Linked DNA regions of Mus musculus: region 1 is linked to region 2. Evidence: chromatin loops called from intact Hi-C (ENCODE). Cell type or tissue: left cerebral cortex. All regions are shown on one strand. Links, peaks and the distances in the headings refer to the core of each region. The heading gives the core; the rest is flanking DNA.

Region 1 (10,314 bases), core at 3,095-5,594, 800 kb after region 2:
CCTATAGGCAGTTATGTGCTACCGGGCATGTGTGCTGTGAACTAGTACATGCCTTCTTCAAAATAGCAAGTGTTCTTAACTACTGAACCATCTCGTCAATTCCCAGAACTTTTACTTTTGAAATCACTGCAGGTTGAGAAAATTGAGGCTTCAGTCCAGGATATAGTTGAATGAGGGTGGGGTCTAAGACCTCAACCTAAAAATGGTGATGTATTAAGTAATTTTGCATCAGATTAAAAATCTATGCAGAAATTAAATAAGTGAACTGGTTCCTTTAAGACAGAATATACACATATGCACTATTTATCTACTTACTATTCAATACAGTAGTATTTCTCTGTGCCAGTGTTTAATTTCCTTCACATCACACATAGTTATAGGCAGCTTTGGAATATAACCCATGGTTCCATTAAAAGAAGCAAACAAAAAAAGCCAAACTCCTGTCCTTGTTTTTATGTGGATACGTGTTGTCTGCCTTGTCTCTGTTGCATCTGAATACGATATTCTTAAAGCACAGGGAAAATAATCATGCATATCAATTAAATATAATTTTTTGTGGCCGGTAAATCTATGCACACCATATACAAACACAGATTGACGAGGTTTTTTTTTCCCCATTTCTCTTTGCAGGTAACCATCATTGGTTAACGATGACCGTGTATCTAATTTGTATTTTACAGGCATAAATATTGTATTGTATTGTACTGTATTGTATTGTATTATATTGTATTGACTGTGTGTTTATTTTACATTTTTGTGCAAAAATCATTTTGGGCTGAAAACAGTCTCCATTGTTGGTTCCATAAGAATTCTTCTCAAAACAGTAAACGATGTATCTACATTTCTTGTTGTAGTGTTGATTTAGCCTTTCCAATGAAGAATGTTCTTCATGACCGTTAATATAAAAATTTAACTGATCTTCATAGAGAACCTTGGGCCAATCAGTACTGAGGAATATATCTTGTTCATTCCTTTATAGGTATATATATATATTTTATTACTTAGACACTCAGTTCTTTCTCATGGATTTTACTGGATGTTATACAGTTAAAACCCTAAGCATGGTCCTTGGAAAAACACATAATTTAGATCTATGAAATTTAGGTGTATATAGCAATATCTTTCAGGCTTTCGTTATGGAGAAGAAAGAACACAATGGAGTACAGTAGGCTTCCTGAAAGACTAAAAGAATTACAAAGAAAACTCCATTGTAGGCCATATATTCATGAATGTAGTGTTTATACTTAAGAGAATAAGATAATGGAGATGGCTGTGATTTCTAGAACCTTCCATGCCTTATATCTCATCAGAAATGAAGCCATATGCATCCTTAAGAGGGTAGTAGTATATTTCCCATTGTCCAGATCAGAAAGTACATACACAATAACATTATGTGACTAACTCAGCCAATAACTGGAGTAACTAGGTCTTAGCCCAAATGCTTCTACCCCAGAGCTGATAGGCATAGCACAGATAAGCAAATGAGTCTTACCTGTTCCTTATGCATCTCTATTTGAGCCACACACAGGCTCAAATAAGTATATTCAAGTTACCACAGAAACCAGAGGGCTCAGAAATCCTTGGAACTGGAGGTATAGGCATTTGTTAGATATTCAACATAGGTGCTAAAAAATGAACTCAGATGTTTGCAAGAATGAACGGTATGTGTTCTTAGCCACTGAGTCATCTCTTTTGACCCTGTTCACTCCATCACACCTGTCTTAGGTACATTTTGAGTACATAGAGTTAGTAATTTTCTGGTAAAACTGTGTGATACATGATGTATCAAGAGTTGGTCTTATACATGGGGCCTGTTCTGTGCCATCTGCTGAAATCTATAAGAACAAACCAGTATATTCTATGTCTGTTCTGCATATCATGTGATTTGCCTTATCACATACTGGGGCAATTCGATATAACTCACTAGATGGATACTTAATCAATATAGATGGTTCTGTTAAGAACTATTTCTACTGTCTATGAATTATACAATAAGCTTAGTGTCACTGATTATGAGTGAGGACAGCTATAGCAAAAATCTAGATTCTTCATGTGAGAAAAAAATCCTATGTGTGTGTGCTGGACACCTCAATCCTAATCAGGCTGCAGCTAGATTTTTATGAACTGAACCACACAAATTTAAAATAAACTGTCTAAATTGCTCAAAGTGCAATGAACATATCAATATGACACTTGAAACAAGAAAAAAAATCTCTGAAATGAAAATTCCCAACTGGGTATGGTGGTACAAATCTGTAATACCAGAACTCAGGAGGATGAGGCTGTAAGACCATGAGTTCCAAGTTTAGCCTGGGCTACTTAAAACAATTCAAAACTAACCTTCCATTTAAAATCTAGAAACTAGTTTTCCCCTTTATCCAGAAGAGATTCGTCATTTGGCTAAATAAAATATCTCACACTATTGAGGAAGTAAAGCAGGCATTGGCTGACAGGGCTTTCGGGGGATAGAGGGATGAATACATAAAACACACAAGTTTTAAGACAGTACAAACATTCTGGAGGTACTATAAATAGCACACACACCATTTTTTATTTGTCCAAATGTAATTTTGCTCACGTGAAACTTTTCAAAAACAGTTTTTAAGACATTCAACTTTGATTTTGAAAATTGTATTTATATATTTACTTATTTTAAATTCCAGATTTTATTCCTCTCCTAGTACACCCTCCGACTATTGCACATCCACCAGACCTCTAAACTTCCTTGGACCTCCAGTATCTTGAGGTTTAGGTGTATTTTCTCTGACTAAACCCAGACTTAGCAGTCCTCTGCTGTATATGTGTTGGGGGGCTCATATCAGCTGGTGTATGCTGCCTGATTGGTGGTCCAGTGTTTGAGAGATCTTGGGGGGTCCAGGTTAATTGAGACTGCTGGTCATCCTACAGTGTCGCCCTCCTCCTCAGCTTCTTCCAGTTTTTCCTTAATTCAACTTCAGGGGTCAGCAGCTTCTGTCCATTGGTTGGGTGCAAATGTCTGCATCTGACTCTTTCAGCTGCTTGTTGGGTCTTTTGGAATGCAGTCGTGATAGGTGAGCGCTCCATAGCCTCAGTAATAGTGTCAGACCTTGCGGCCTCCCCTTGAGCTGGATCCCACTTTGGGCCACTGGAACTTCTTTTCCTCAGGCTCTTCTCCATTTCCAACCCTATAATTCTTTCAGACGGAACAATTATGGGTCTGAGTTTTGACAGTGGAATGGAAACCCCATCCCTCACTTGATGCCCTGTCTTTTTGCTGGAGGTGGGCTCTACAAGTTCCCTCTCCCCAATGTAGGGCATTTCGTCTAAGGTCTCTCCCTTTGAGTCCTGAGAGTCTCTCACTTCCCAGGCTTCTGGTACACTTTGGAGGGAACCACCAACCTCTTACCTCAGGAGGTTGCCTGTTTCCATTCTTTCTGCTGGCCCTCAGGGCTTTAGTTCTTTTCCCCACCCAATACCTACTTATGATTTGTCTAGGTTTACTTATGCCCACCCTGGCTGTATCTGTTTCCCTTGAGAGAGCCGACCTGTGCATCATTCAGTTATGACATGAGCCCATTTCTCTATTTAGATATTTTGTTTTGAATAATACCTGACATCATGCTCACCTATTGAGAAGTACAGTACCTGTCTTTAAAAGAAAAAGAGCCAGGCAGTGGTGGCACGTGCCTTTAATCCCAGCATTTGCGAGGCGGAGGTAGTCGGATTTCTGAGTTCAAAGCCAGTCTGGTCTACAGAGTGAGTTCCAGGACAGCCAGGGCTACAAAGAGAAACCCTGTCTTGAAAAACAAAAAAACAAATAAATTAATTAATTAAAATTAAAAGAAAGAAAAAGAAATTATTGTAAATGCACACACGTGAACAGTGTCCTGTACTAGTAGTCATTAATAGAAGTTACCGTTTCAGTTATTTTATAGGACTCTTAAGGCCATCTTAACTTGCAAATGATTATGTAAAAAGCCAAGGTTTTGTTGAGAAATTAACAGTAGAATGCAGTGTTTGTTAGGCATATGGTAAACAAGCATGCTCAAAACCATTCAAAGATGTTCATTGAGTAACAGATTCTGCTAGAAGCTTTCAACCAACTCTGCCTACCAAAAGCTATGCTCTGAAGGCTCTGTACTTTCCAAACTACTTCCATCCTTAAATATAACTAATTAAAAAGCAAGTAAATCTTTAACTGTCTTTACTTAGCTTTATCTTCAATGCTGTTGACACACACACACAAACCCACTTCAATATGCTCACACAAATCACATTCCATGTTTCTCATTACTGCAAACACTTCTTCAGAAACTGGATTAATCATCTTTCCTTGACACGTTTGCCAGAACTCAGAAATGGAAGGGAAGACATGCCTGAAGAGCAGCTTAGGCAAGATCTGAGTCCAAGAGTGTTCATTTCTGCTTCAAATCTTTCTGGAAACCTTTTCCATGGTTTCTGTGTTGCAAGAAATAGCTGGTAAATTTTTATCTCCACCCCCTCAAATAACACAGTTCATCTGCTTCCCTTTTTTATACAAATAGGAGAGAAGGAAGCTGTCCGTGATGATCTGTAGAGAGTAGGTGTGTGTGAGAGCTGCTATTTGAACGGTGGTGTAGGGGCTGATGTCACGATGGCTTCCCACACAACAATATGGGAAACCACATTAGCAGCAGGAATCCCAGTTGGCAGAATTGCCCATGTACCTGCTAAAAAGACAGTTATTTGAGTCAGACATCCTTAGGTCACCTTTGAGAAGTCAGTTATTATTTTTTTAAACCTTAAGTGATGCATAGTTCCTAAAATGGACTACAATATTCCAAAGTCTTTAAGAAGTACAGTGTGATAGAACAATAAAAGACTATTATACGTGTCATCACTATGGCTACATTATCACAGACATATGTCAGTCTTCCAGCAGAAATTGAAAACGTCAGGAAGTCAGAAAGGAAGGAGTCTGAAAAACAAGTAATAAATAAATTGCCACAAGTTGAGTAGAAGAAATACTTGGCAAGAAATGGTGACTTCAAGAAAGCTTAGAAGTCATTGCTGGTAGGGCTGTGCTGTCATTATAACTTCTCCTGAGAATTATGAAAGGGGGAATCATAAATTCAGGATGAGGAACTTCCTGAGACCCTTTCTCAAAAGAAACTCAAAAATTAAGTAAAATAAACAGGCCTGTGAATGTAGGTCAGTTGTAAAGTACTTACGTAGCATGTGTGAGAGTCTAAATTCAATCCTCAGCACCATACACATGCATGCATATGCTGAATACACGTGGTATGTATGCCCACCTATACATACCCATAGGAAATGCTACCCTGGATTCTGACCAGACCAAGATGACCTCTTGGCTTTTTGTGGTTGGAGTATTAAGATGAAAGTGTCTATCTGTGATAACTGATGACATATTATCAGAAGTGGCTAGACATCAGTGAGATCCTTCAATGACTTCCAGGAGTACTGCTCACTTACATGCTTTTTCCATAATATAAAAGAATATATATATACCAGTGACTTTAAAAGGTGCCCTGAGATTATCTTCCTAAGACCAGCATTCTGCTGCAAGGGGGAAAAGGGGGAATTTCTAAAATAAGTGTCATTTGACCTTTGCTATCAAGTACACGTCTACACACACTGTATATATAGACCTAGTAACATACTCTGTATAGGCATGCTACCTCCTATTGTTTGCTATATTACAACATAGAAATTGCTCTGTCAGATGTCTATCTCCTTCCTACCTTAGCATATGCTGATTGTTACTGTGGGAAAAGTTACCAGGCCATTCTGACCCAGTCAATTTATCTGGTATAAAGTTCTAATAAATCCATTTCTATATTATTTCCATGTGCTTGAATTCTGCTTGGCGGTTATTCTTTTTTAAGTTTTTCTTGGAGGTGAGCAGAGCTCATTCCTACACTAGGACTTATCCAGGTTTTAAACATAGTGATGTTCAAGTTTTGTCTTCATCAAACATCTGAGTTTAAAACAAACAAACAAATCCACTTCAAAAGATGCTCATTAAATAGAGAAGTTTGCCATTAAGTATGAGAGACTTTCTCCTTCCATACTTATATATGAGATACACTTTATATGACAGTTGTTGTCTGAATCCATTCAGATGTTGCTCCTGAGGAAATTCTGTTGATATCTTGGACTTCTATTACCCAGACTAAAAACGTTGCTCACCTAAGAGTGTGTTTCATTATCTTTAACTGAATTTCTGCAGGTTCTGTTATCAGTGTTGTTTGAAAATTGTTCCCTTCCACACTTGAAAAATAGTGTATGATTTTTTAACCATACCCTATAAATAGAATCACACTATCAATCTCTGTAAATCCATCAAGTAGCAGAAAGACCAGATCAGCCTAAATTGGTTTCATGGACTATAAATGAAAGGTTTTGCATAGACCTGAGTCCAAGCTAAGTTGTTCTCCAGAAGCCAGAAAAGATGAGAGATTCCATTTCTCTCTCTCTCTCTCTCTCTCTCTCTCTCTCTCTCTCTCTCTCTCTCTCTCTCTCTCTCTCTCTCTTCCTGTCATTCACTCAGTTTACATTGCATTGTTCTTTGTATAGACAGCTTTTCCCCACATTGCACCTCCAAAGTAGTATTTAATATGACTTTCAATCCAAAACAACACAAAAATTATAATTCTTCCTCAGTTTCATGTGTTTTGCAAATTGTATCTTATATCTCGGGTATACTAAGTTTCTGGGATAATATCCACTTATCAGTGAGTACATATCATTTGAGTTCTTTTGTGATTGTGTTACCTCACTCAGGATGATGCCCCCAATGTCCAACCATTTGCCTAGGAATTTCATAGATTCATTCTTCTTAATAGTTGAGTAGTACTCCATTGTGTAAATGTATCACATTTTTTTGTATCCATTCCTCTGTTGAGGGGCATCTGGGAACTGAAGAAGAATGAAGACCAAAGTGTGGACACGTTGACCCTTCTTAGAACTGGAAACAATCACCCATGGAAAGTGTAACAGAGACAAAGTTTGGAGCTGAGACAAAAGGATGGACCATATAGAGACTGCCATATCCAGGGATCCATCCCATAATTAGCCTCCAAACGATGACACCATTGCATACACTAGCAAGCGTTTGCTGAAAGGACCCTGATATAGCTGTCTCTTGTGAGACTAGGCCAGGACCTAGCAAACACATACGTGGATGCTCACAGTCAGCTATTGGATGGATCACAGGGCCCCCAATGGAGGAGCTAGAGAAAATATCCAAGGAGCTAAAGAGATCTGCAACCCTGCAGGTGCAACAACATTATGAACTAACCAGTACCCCGGAGCTCTTGACTCTAGCTGTATATGTATCAAAAGATAGCCTAGTTGGCCATCACTGGAAAGAGAGGCCCATTGGACACACAAAGTTTATATGCCCCAGTACAGGGGAATGCCAGGGCCAAAAAGTGGGAATGGGTGGGTAGGGGAGTAGGGGGGGAGGGCATATGGGGGACTTTTTGGCTAGCATTGGAAATGTAATTGAGGAAAATACGTAATAAAAAAGTTAAGATTTAAAAAAATTATAATTCATTTGATCATTTTGTAAATTAATAGAAATTATATTTAGTGTACATTTTAGTTAAGACCAGAAACTGAACAGAATATATAGGGTCCCCATCATTCCCTTCTAGTTATTCAGGCTGATTGTGGTACATTTGTAATGTAGATAAATGAGAATTGATGTTCATTTATTAAATAGGGGCCTGTAACTTAAACTGGTGGCCACCCTTTTTTTTTTTGTGTAGTGCATAAGATTGGAGTAATACATGGAGTCTTGGAGCTATCATTTTAATGATTGGTTTGACCACCCTAAAACTTCTATATTCTATGGATTGACCTTTCTTTCTTTACCCTGATCTTTTTGCAGCTAGAGACATTTTTGTGGGTATAGCTGTAGACACTCTAAAGAGGTTTTTATCTTTCCAAAATTTTCCCATTTGGAATCAAACTATAAGTGACATTTCCAGACTTCCTTCTTTAACATAGCAGAAAGTACTAATTGGTCCTATCCATGTCCTATAGATCAACTCTTTTGATGAAATATGCTCTCCTGCTGATGGATGAGTTTGGCTTTTTATTCACTTGTTGACAATGAGTTTGCCTCCTATAGGTTCACAAGTTGGAGCACATGGTCCTGCATTAGTAGCATATTTTGCTAGGGCAGCTGTGTTACTAATGGGTGAACTTTGAAGCTCAAAATTCTCCCACCATCTTCAATGAATGTGTTGCCTTTTTATTGGGATATCTATATGTCCCAAATAAATGCTGTCTTGTTTAACTATATGTTGTCTTCTTTGTGCTATTTTATTAAAGCAGTAGAAAATTTACAAAAACAAAAGCTATCTTAAATACTTCTGAGTTTGGTTAATTATGACTAAAGTAATTATAACTCTGTTGGTAAACAACAGTGATTTTATTGTAAGTGCATGTAAGCTGTATGAGGGTCATCAAGACTGCCTTCAAAAGTACTGCAACACCATTCATTCCCAACCGAGTGAATGAGCTCCTCCCACTCTGTATGTGTAGTGTATACTACTATCTACAGTAACATTACTGTTATTAAAATGTTGACTGTCTCAGGGATGATCAGTGCCATGGTAATATTTGCATGTTGCTTAAGCTAACAATGTTTTAATGAAGTCACACAATCCTTAACAGTGGTCCATCTTTGAACAGACACCGAAGTCAAAGGGGACCCATTGGTTAGATCCACATCCCATGCTCTTCTCTCAAGTGGTGACTATAAGAATAGCAAGTTATTTGGAGATACCAAACTCACCAGACAAAAGTTATATGTAATTCAACAGGAAAGAGTACCAAATGATATACTGATATACATATCAGGTACCCACAAAAATGGAATCAACCTTCCTGATCAAATATAATTATTTTAAAGGCAGCATTCATATTAAAATCATTTTATTATAGATACAAATTTTATGTTACAAGAGCCAAGAAAAGAGCCTCTGTACATGTGCAGTGGAGGCTGGAATAAATGGAAATATGGTATTCAGTTTATTGTTTTGAAGAAATGTAGAGTAAAATAGATTTACTTTCAATATTAATTCTGTATTGTCCACATTGATTCATGAGTATATTTAGCCTCTTTCTGTGTGAAAGTTATCACACAGTGGAAATGAAATAAATAACACCCTAGAGGTCTTTTACAATTTAAATTAAGCTATTATTCAATGTAATTACTAGACTGAATGTTTTAAAGTTTCTCTAAATAAGAACTATGAAGGTTGTTTATTCTACAAGATGGTTCATTGCACAATTATGAATAGTCAGCGATGATCATAGTGTATGTTTTACTCGAGAATATATTTTTGGCAATGAATATACAATGCCCATTAATTTAATCAAAGACTTTTTACATCTGTTGATTCAATAAATGCTCTTTGAAATTGAATACATTGGCCAAATAATAGGCTGCCAACTTAAAATGCAAATGATGGGTCCAGATTTTGTACTAGGAAAGAGTACAGAGCACCTATATGTCAAATGATTATAGTTGCTGTCAGGAGTTATAGATGTGACCTGGATAGTAAAAAGCAGATTTAATGCAAATATTTCAGTTTTAAGATGATATATGTCCAATGATTGATTTATTCTGTTGTTTATCATTAGCAAATCTTAAACCATGTGGCATCTGACAGTTTTAAATGTGGTTTTTACAGTCAGCTTTATCCACTGAGAATAGTTCAAAGAAAGCAGTTTGTAATTCTAAAATATTCCAAAGACTTAATTCAGTAATAAATACAGACTGAACTCAGTTCTACATTGGCTCTGTAAAAATCACAGAATTATTGTGAAAAAAAATCAAATGGATGGTAGACTATGGTTGTACTCCTTTTATCCAAAGCTTTTATAACTTTAGTGGTTGGTAATTAAAAAGAAAAAAAAAAACACTAGAAAAATAAGAAAAGGACAATGGTTTATGCAAATGACATAGATTTTCCATATGACATGAAACACTATATATAGAAATTTATTTTACATCTTCCTAAAATATTTACTGTAATAACATGATAGGACTAGGAGAAAAATCCAAATTGATCAAAGAATCCCTGTAGAGCTCCTCCCCCCCCCCCACATAATCATAATCTACTCCCCTTGCATTTGAAAGGAGACAAACTAGTTTTTTATCTGCTTTTGTAATAGCCAACACAAGACAAAGAACCACCCAACAAGACTGAACTTAGTTAAGCTTGTTAAGCCTGTTCACATTTTTTCAGGTATCCGGAGACATACTAAACTGTGGTGTAAGCTGTCATCTAACCATCAACTTCTAATGATACTATG
Region 2 (10,314 bases), core at 4,984-7,483:
TTCATTCAGACAAAAACAATTATGGGTCAGAACTTTTGACTATGAGGTGGCAACCCTATCTCTCACTTGATGCCCTGTCTTTCTGCCAGAGGTGAGCTCTACAAGTTACATTTATCCACTGTAGAGTGTTTTATGTAAGGTCCCTTCCTTTGAGTCCTAAGAGTCTCTCACCTCCCAAGTCTCTGGTACATTCTGGAAGGTCCTCTCACCTCCTACCTCCTGAGGTTACCTTTTCCCAGTCTTTCTACTGGCCCCCAGGGCATCAGCCCTTTTCCTCCACCCAATACTTCTCTTAAAATGCCTTCATGAATCCCTTTCTTCCTTTATGAAATCCTACACACATTAACAACAATGTATCATTTAAGTCTAAGGATAAATATGGTTTCATTTTCCCAACTCTGACATTTGTTTAAAGTAATGATTTCCACTTACATCCATTTGCTGGAAAATGTCATAATTTTATTTTTATTTATGGTTGAATAAAATTCCATTCTATACATGTACCATCTTTATTCATCTAGTGGTGGATATCTAGTCTGGTGGACTTTTGCAGGTATTGTGAATAGAGCACCAGTAAACATGCATTCCCATGTCTTTTGGCCATATACATAGATTTGTTTGTTAGGAAATCTCTATATTCTTTCTTTTTTCTATAGAGTAAATGCACCTATTTATACTCCTACCAGAGGTTAGCAAGTGTTAGTTCCCCTTTTCACATGTATGTGCCTCAATGCCTGCCGTTCTGACTAAGTCAGATGGAATCTCAACACAGTCTGACTGTTATTTTGTGTACTTTATCATATAGTCTAAATATTAATTCTCCATCATGAATACCTGTCAGAAATTCCCTTTCTTGTGCATAAGCTTTCTTATGTTGGTTTGATATGTGTGTGTGTGTGTGTGTGTGTGTGTGTGTGTGTGTGTGTGATAAAGTCTCACTCTGGGATGCTGGCTGGCATGGAACTGACTATGTAGACCAGGTTGAACAACTGTATGCAGCATTTCTCATGTCTCCAACATCCACGTACTGAAGTAGAATTACAGGTGTATGCCACCATACTTACTACTTGTATGCATCAGTCACTGTTCAGTCTGAAAGCAGAAGCATTTGAATAGATGCATATTGGTCTTTGAAAGTATCCAACATTGTGTGCTGAAAGCAAGTTCCTATAGTATTGATGTCCCGAAGTCCTGCCCATGTCTACATCTATCTTTTGACAAACATTTAAACTCATTAAGGGTATATAAAATGGTGGGTATACAGTATTAATTTGGGAAAATATGAGTACATATGGAAACATTCTACAATTCATGTTGTCCTGCAATTTTATATCATACATTGGTGTGTTCTCTTGTGCTCTCAAATATCATTGTAGATCTTAGCTGTGATTAGCTGCATAGTAGAGCGGATCTCTTAGGTATATTCCTTTCTCTCTAGATTAAGAGCTACACACTGATTGCTGGGAACCAAACACAAGTAGAGCCACAGTACCCAAGTCTTAGTTTATAATTTGTTTCTAAAATGTTATGTCAATCAAATGAGCTGAGAAAAAAATCCTGGAGTTAATTAATATAGTATGTGTATACATGTTTGGATTCAGGAGACATAGTAACATTTGTCAAGCTAAAATTTAGTTATAGGTTCTCATTTCAGGACTAAAGTTGAAGATAGTTATAAGTCTGAAAAACTAAGTAGTCCTTGGAAAAAAGTGTGTTACTTTTCATAATAGGAGTAAAGCATGTAGACATTAACTATTAGAGTCTAATAAGTATGTTTTCTGAGAATGTATAAGATCATATAATTAGTATACATTTAAAGAATATTTAATAACCATAATACACAAAGTTATGATATGTAGTAGGGAGCAGAGTTCCATTTTCTTTCTGAGATTAGTATTCTTCACACTCTAATAAATCAAAGAATTGGTTCTATACTGATTGAACTTCAACTTTCCTTGTTTGGAGCTTTTGAAATTATTATTTTGAACATTCTTATTTGATATAGTTTCATCCCACCTGTACCTTATAACAGTGTTTGCATGAGTTATAAATTTAAATTTTCTTGGGTAATTCATTAACTATATTTTGCATGCCTTTGGTGTCCTGGGAATGTTGATCATGTGTATTTTGGGTATCATTTTAACATTGACAATGTTTAGGAGATTTTTAAATAAAATTCAATTAGATTTGTGTGTTGCAATTTGAGATCTGGTATCAAATTTAATAAAGAAACTGTGTATATATGTGTGTTGAGGGGAGTACCATATAGACTCTTGCAGTACCTAACATGAGCAATTATACTGTGTGGTCATTGTTTTTCCTCTGTTGTTTTTCCAGTGGTTGTTTGTCATATTCTGACCAAATCACACTTATCTTGACCAACTGTTAAGGTTTCATTTAATAAACACATTTACAATACCTTGTGTATGGTTTGTAATGTATTAGAATATGGTACAAATAATCAAATAATAACCTTTTTATAAACATAAATGACTTTGAGATTAATATATGATGCTGGAGCTGGAGAGAGGACTTAGAAGTTAGATCACTGCTGTTCTTCCAGAGGATCTATGCTCAAATCTCTCTACCAGGGCTCACATCAGTCTGTAACTCCAATTGCAAAGTATTCAACACTTTCTTCTGGCCTCTACAGTCAAACAGCACACACACACACACACACACACAAACACACACACACACACACACATGTATCTATGTATGTATGCATGTATGTATGTATGTATATGTGTGTGTGTGTATATATATATATATATGTATATGTATATGTATATGTATATGTATATGTATATATGTATATATATATATATATATATATATATATATATATATATATATATATATACTCACACATATACATAAACCATAGGAGTTAAAGTGACATAAGGGGCCATTCTGACATGCCTGGTGGAGTGAACTTTAACCTGTGTGAAGTACAGAAAGAAATACACAGCTAAAAGTCTGGGCCCAAAGAGAGGGATGAACCAAGGAAGCCAGGTCATCATGCTGCAGAGCTCTGTGGTGACTCAAATGTCATGGCAGACACTGAATTTAATAAGTAAGTGTATAAAGAGCTCCACAGATGATAGACAGGTGGCCGTGTCTCTGCAGGCTTGTGTGATTTACATTGATTTTGTCCATTCCTGCCTCATCAATCTTCATTCTTCTGGGCTTCCTGGAAATAAGGAAAGTTTTATAAATTAAGTTATACCTCAACTTTTTAGAAATCTTATTTCTTACAGATGAGAAAATCTTAAGTAGTTTAGGATAATTTACCTATTCATTTGGTTTTCTGAAAAATTTGTTCTGCTATTGAACTAGACTGAATTTCTGATTTAAATGAGATAAAATAATATTGAAATCAACTGAAAGAAGTGAGAAACATCAGTTAAACAATATATATATATATTATCTTTCCATACATATATACACATATATATATCATGAATAATTAGACATATCTATATGGAATATGTATAAATTCATAAAAGTTGCTAGCATATATATGCATATATATCGGCATTTTATGAGATACAATCTTGAAAATAGTATAGAAAGGGAACATTTGTACTAAAATTTCACTTCTTAAACCTTTTATCCTTTGATTACAGAACTAAATGAAACTTACAGAACTAAATGAAATTTTGTTGCTCTAAGGCTGAAAATAATTTAACAAACAAAACAAACAATATCATAATATGGCCTTCTCATGTCTTTATTGGCCATTAATATTGATGGACACAATAATATGATTAAAGTAATTATTTATTCAAAATCATTTGAAAATCATTTATTCCTCTGCTATCCTTTTGTTTATTCTTTCATTAAATACCTGTGCTTATGTAGTCTTATTCATTCAGTATTTATTAATTCATAATAAAAATTGCTGTAAGTCAAAAACTAGCTAGTTTAACCTTTTATAATTTATAATTATTATTAGGTATCTCACTTTAGTATCATCTTAGTAAAGAACATGAAGTTATGGTCTGTTGGCTTTTAAATTAGATTATTATTTAATTCTCATTAACTAAATTTGTATAAAATTCTTCAAAATTGTTAAATAATTGTAAGTGTGTAAATGTGGGAGGGGACAACCAGTTCTACAGAGTTGTCCTATGATCTCTCTATATGAGCTATGGTACATGTTCCTTCCCTACCCCATCACATTGAACACAACAATAGAAACTAAATAAATAAAAATTTAAAATAATCTCTCATTTAGTAAACAAGAGAAGAATGTCTCTTTGTCACTGATCATTGGGAGGATATAAATACTCTCCTCTGTCCTGTGTGAAGATTGCCAGGTTTTTCTTTGCACTGAGGAATGAAAGTCTGGATGTATTTTCTCTAGTTTATATTCTCATATTACTTCCTTACTGATGCCATTAAACATTATTTTCTATTTTTTTGTGAGTTCCTTCCCAGAACTTGTTTAATGTGTACCAGCTGGGAGGTGTCAGCAGACTTTCACATTTTTGGTATTTTCAGGAGGATCTAAAACAAATTTACCATAGGCTGGACACAGGAATAATTTTCATGTTATCTATCTTATTGAAAACCCATTTGGCCTAGCAATATTGTTTGCATAACTGGAGCCAGACTCCATTTATATTGCAGTTGGCAAGTTTTTAACAAATTCCTTTTGTTTTAAGAAATAAGTGTGGTCTGAATATATGAATCACTCAATGTGATTTATACTACTGTTACCTTAGAGTAAATTGGAAAATTGCAGTAGGAGAGTTCCTTCATCAGATTCCACAAATGTCTGAAGTTCTGAAGTAAGAAAAAAAAAACTGATAAAAGGTTCGCAGTGTTAACACTTTTTACATTGTAGATAGTCAGACATTGAGTGTAAGTAGGGTCTTAAATATGAGTAATTCAGCAAGAACAAAAGTTTATGACATCCTAACCTATCAACCAACTTTGATATCTACTTCTTCTTCTTCTTAGCACATCTAATGCATCTAGACAAAATTTATTGCTCAGATAGGACATATAACTATGCAACTTTTACTTTTCCTGTTAACATTGTAATATTTGTGGATTTTATAATGCATATTTTTCAGAGGTTTGCATGTGAAGTTACAGGTAATATGAGTATTGAACTGTCTGCAAGAGTCAGGATAGAAGCATCTCTCTTTATATACAGCTCCACATAAGTGGATTCTCATGCATAGCAATAACCCTACACTCTCCACAAAATGACTGGCTTTGCAACATAGCCTCTTCATGGAATGATCATATCACATACCAGGCTGCTATGAGACTTGAACTTCTTACCTACAAAAATAAAAAAAACAAAAATGTTGTCTGTGAAATATAAGAATAGCTCTTTGTGATGTCACAGAGAGGCAAAATGGCAACCCTTATCCACAAGTCTCTCTGCTCCTCTTTCAAACATTGTCAAAGGCAATATAATAGTTAATATTATCAACTTCACTGGATAAAAGAAGGGAACCCTTTACACATGCTGTGAGTACTCTTCTATGCTAGGGTAATTGTGGTGGGTAGACTCACAATAATAATGGTGATTATAATAACCACATTCCCTAGGCTATATATACACAGAAGGCTAACTGAACAGAAGGTATCCACTTTGCTTTTTGATGCCAAAACCAATTGACCAGCTGTCACAAGCTCTTGATGGTCTTATGGTGGACTTATGGTGCACTGTGCCTTGATTTGTGAGCCAAATAAATCCTCCCCCCTTCAACATGCCTTTCTCAGAAGAGTTTATAGTCCCAACAGGAAAAGTAGCCCAGGGAAGCAGTAAATACAACCATTTTCAGTGCTTCTTCCGTTAGAAGAGTCTTTGGATCTTCCTTTTGTCTGATAAATGTCTACCTTAAGTCCTTGTTAATTATTTGTAACTTAAAATGTAAATGTTCTAATTATATCTTTGCACAGGGGCCTGAATAACATTAAATAGACATCGCACTTCTCAGCAAGGAGCTAAGGATGCAGTGGTTTATTTGTTGGTTTTTGTAGACATTTGCTAGGTTGGGCTGGTTTAAGAGCTACATTATAACTGCTCATACCTTACTCTTCACTCTATCCCCAGCATCAAGCACAGAGAACATGTTCAGGTTGTGTGGCGTCAAATAGAAGCCATTCTATTTGAGCAAGCTTTATTTAAATAGATCAAGTTCAAGAAACATCTATCTAATGAATATGTATAAGAGTTATCCTCATTGCTGGTGTCTTTGAGGAATATAATCCCCTGTCATCCTCCCTGTAATGTCTGGTATGCAAGTCATCCCACTGTAAGGAGGGCTCCAGACAGAGGAGAGAGATGGTATCATAGTAAACATTACCCTTTGACTAAATAAGAGATGGGGGTTGTGGGGAGACTCTTTCACAGTTTCATTGACTAACCAAAGCAGCTTTTAGTTGGAACTGACTAACCTCCTTTTCCACTTTAGTATGCAATTTTCACATGAGCTGAGAAAGTCTATTTTAAAATCATTTCACAATTTCCTAACACAATCTGGAAGCTATTTTGGAGGTGTCTTATTCCCAGAAGAGTAAATGCTAAATGAATGTATTAAAAATTACTTTGTCCCATAATCAGCCTCCAAACTGTGACACCATTGCATACACCAGCAAAATTTTGCTGAAAGGACCCTGATATAGCTGTCCCTTGTGAGACTATGCCGGTGACTAGCAAACACAGAAGTGGGTGCTCACAGTCAGCTATTGGATGGAACACAGGGCCCCCAATGAAGGAGTTAGAGAAAGTATCCAAGGAGCTAAAGGGGTCTGCAACCCTATATGTGGAACAACAATATGAACTACCCAGTACCCCCGGAGCTCGGGTCTCTAGCAGCATATGTATCAGAAGATGGCCTAGTCAGCCATCACTGGAAAGAGAGGCCCATTGGACTTGCAAACTTTATATGCCCCAGTATAGGGGAACACCAGGGCCAAGAAGTGGGAGAGGGTGGGTAGGGCAGTGGGGGGTAGGATGTGGGGGAATTTTGGGATAGCATTAGAAATGTAAATCAAGAAAGTACCTAATTAAAAAAAATTACTTTGTCTTAAAGATACAGGGAATTAGCACCAGTTTGACCTAGCAATATTGTTTCATCATTTAGAATTTTAATTCACATATTTTATAAGTCAGGTAATAAGTATATAAAGTTTGAATCACCAATAAGAATTTCTTTTTTATTTATTTGTGATCTGACAAAAGCATGTTGGAAATATCCTTGCCTGCTATCAAGAATACATTTTCATACATCTTTTTATAACAATGACACTGACAAGAAGTATATATCATTTATTACAGAGATAGAATTGCTTCATTTATTTATTTATTTATTTATTTATTTATTTATTTTGCCTCTTAGGACTCTGAAAATCAAGCATGACTTCCTGGAAATACCAAAATAGCAAACATATCCTGGATACTATCCTGGAAACTATTGTTTTGCTGAAGTATAAATGGTTCTTGGTGATAATTCTTTTTTCTTGTGGTTCACCTAACCTACTTTTGGGAAGATGGTTAAGATACTGGCATCCAGAGGCCATTTTCACTACAAATTAAGAATACCAATAATGGTAGTGGCTTAGTATTTAAAATAGCTCCCAAGTTATTGGGTGGCCATTGTTGATAACAAATGGCTTGGCTAAAACAAGCATATCCATGTTCATGGCACAGAGACAGGAGTGCTGATCCTCGCATCCACAGAATGTGTTGTCATTATCCCTTGACACATGTTCTCAGAGAAACTAGGTACTAGCTTGGAAAATCTTTCATTACTTTCTTTATATCCAACTCATCTGAAGCAGCTTCCATCCCTACCCCAGTTAAAAAAATCTGTCCATTGATGTTACTTTCTAGTTACTGTGTCTAAGTATAATGTCCACATTTGGATTGCTCGGGATTTCCTGCGCATTTTCTTCTAACAGAATCCTGTTTGCTATGTACTCCACTTTTATAGTGTTTTGAGCAGTCAATGATATAGTATTTCTTTCTTGCCTCAAAAATTTGTTTTCCCCTAGAACAATTTGTGACCGTGAAATTTATTTTAAAATGACCTCTTCCCAAAATAGGATCTTACCTTACAGCTTTAGTCAATAAAATTTGTACTTCTGACATAATTAAAGTATGCATTTTAGTCAATAGACAAGAATTGCGTTTTATGCTTTTCAATTAAAATTCCAGCTTATCAAAGGGATGGTGCCTAGCACTAAATACGTGCCGTGTGTTCATAGCTGAATAAAATATTTTTAAAAACATTTGATTTGTCCAAAAGTGCTCATCAGTAAACAATGAAGTCCTTACATCCCTTTCCAAAAAGTGGATCTCATACTGTAAAATCATAAACGTTAAAAAAGCACGAGTTCTGTGCTTCTATGAAAGCCTGTGTCTGTCATTTGCAGTCATCTGAATTATAAGTAAACTTTTCCCATTTTACTACTTAAAAGTATTTTTCCAACACATGGATATTTCTCATTGTATTATTTATTTCTAATTTATATTGAATTATAGTATAATATATTAATTTGCTATTTTGATATTCACTGAGTCTGCCTAAATCTTTTTAGTTTTTCTTTTTTCATTGGATATTTTCTTTATTTACATTTCAAATATTTTCCCTTTCCAGGTCTCCTCTTCTGAAGTCCCCTATCCCCCCCCACACCCTCCCTTTATGAGGGTGCTCCCCCAACCCACCCACCCACTCCAGTCCTCCGGCTCTGGCATTCCCCTACACTGGGGCATCAAACATGCTCAGGCCCAAGGGCCTGTCCTCCCACAAACCTATGGTTAGATTTGGTAATAGCACTGCATGTATTTTTCATTTCTCATATCTATAATTTCTACAAGTTTCACAGATAAGAATCTATATTTCCTTCACTTTGAGAGATATTTTAATTGAAAAAGATTCTTCTCTCATACAATACATCCTAACCAGTTTCCCCTCCCTCCACTCCACCTTTCCCAACAATGCCTGCCACCTTCCCTCTTCCACATATCCACTCCACAAAATGAGCAGGCTTCCCAAAGGCAACAGCCAAACAGGACAAAATAAAATACAAAAAGACAAAGCAAAAGCCCTCCTACCAAGGCTGGATAAGGAAGAAATATAAGGAAAACAATCTTATAAGCAGGTAAAAGCATCAGAGATCCATCTGTTCCCACAGTTAGGAGTGTCACAAGATCATCAAGCTAACGGCCATAACATATACATAGAGGACCCTGTGCTTGCCATTTCAGTCTCTGTGAGCCCATGTGAGTCCTGCTTAATTGATTCGGAGGACCATGATCACCTGTTATCTTCAGTCTCCTCTGAGTCTTACAGTCCTTCCTCCCCCTCTTTTGCAGGCTTCTTCTGATCGCCAAGGGGAGGGAACAAATGGAAACCTCCAATTTAGACTTTCTTTCTGCCTTCTGAGCAGTTTAAGTTTCATATATGTTTTAATCATATTCCTCTCTTCCTCAGCTCTTCACAGATCCATAGCCTCTTTCCCACACACCAGACTTTAGGTCATTCATAGCATCATGTGCCTGAATATGAAACTGTTTAAACATGTCATTCACTGTAAGTTTGACACTAGAGTTATCATATTTTGTTGGATCATGTGGATCCAATGACATCATCAGTTACTCTAGTCCTGAAGATAAATAATCTTCACATGTCAGTGTCTTCTCTAAGTATTGTATAAGCTTCCACCGAAGTCCACACAGTATAAACTTATTTCTAAGTACATCCCTCACAGGTGCTGTTAAGAGGCTTATTGTCTGCTTTCTTTTTAAGAAAGTTCATTGTCAGTTTATCTACATAAATCAAATTTTGTATGTTGGTTTTATATATTGCAACTCTTTTGGCTACTCTGACTGTTTTGGCTTCTTTTAGGTTGGGCTTTGAGGATATTCTCAGTGTAAGATCATGTCATATGTAGTGAGAGTTTCTCATTGGGACACCTTTTATTTCTGTCTGTGGAGTAATTCTTATGCCAAGACTTAGAGTACTGTGTTACATATTGACTCCTAAGCCTTGGACTAGATCTTAGATACTTATATGCAATTTTTGATATATTATTGGGAATGGTAGGTTGCCATAAGTATCCTCTACCATGCTGAAGTAGTTTCTTTCCATTGTTACAGTTTTGTTTGGTGGTATCAGAAAAGTATATTGAGTGCTTGACAAAGACTTTTTCTGCCCCTATGGTGATTGTCAAATTACATTTGTCCTTCATTCTGGTAATATCTTGCATCATATACTTGTTGATTTATGTATATTGAAATATTTCTGTCTCTCAGGAGAAATTTCCAATAGGTTATTATTTATA

What was found. A loop is a pair of places that touch in the nucleus more often than their neighbours do. Peaks named below come from ENCODE experiments on the same cell type or tissue, not always from the same donor. Only the 100,000 strongest peaks of a DNase experiment are listed, where the experiment ranks them.
Region 1: a loop joins it to region 2, with 13 times the contacts of the local background. A loop is called at or near these places in 4 of 42 quality-filtered maps.

What each region holds. Positions count from the first base shown.
Region 1 is chr6:110,534,508-110,544,821 of GRCm38, forward strand. No RefSeq gene overlaps it. Among named protein-coding and RNA genes, the nearest start is that of Gm20387, 110 kb to the right of the region's middle. In left cerebral cortex, for the core only: no CTCF peak of the experiment used is centred there; DNase peaks (open chromatin) are centred at 4,373, 4,564, 5,039 and 5,140; H3K27ac peaks cover 306 bases.
Region 2 is chr6:109,734,436-109,744,749 of GRCm38, forward strand. Gm35467 (a long non-coding RNA gene) reads left to right here and starts at 5,377. Exons shown (of 3, transcript XR_869353.1): 1 at 5,377-5,490. In left cerebral cortex, for the core only: no CTCF peak of the experiment used is centred there; a DNase peak (open chromatin) is centred at 6,442.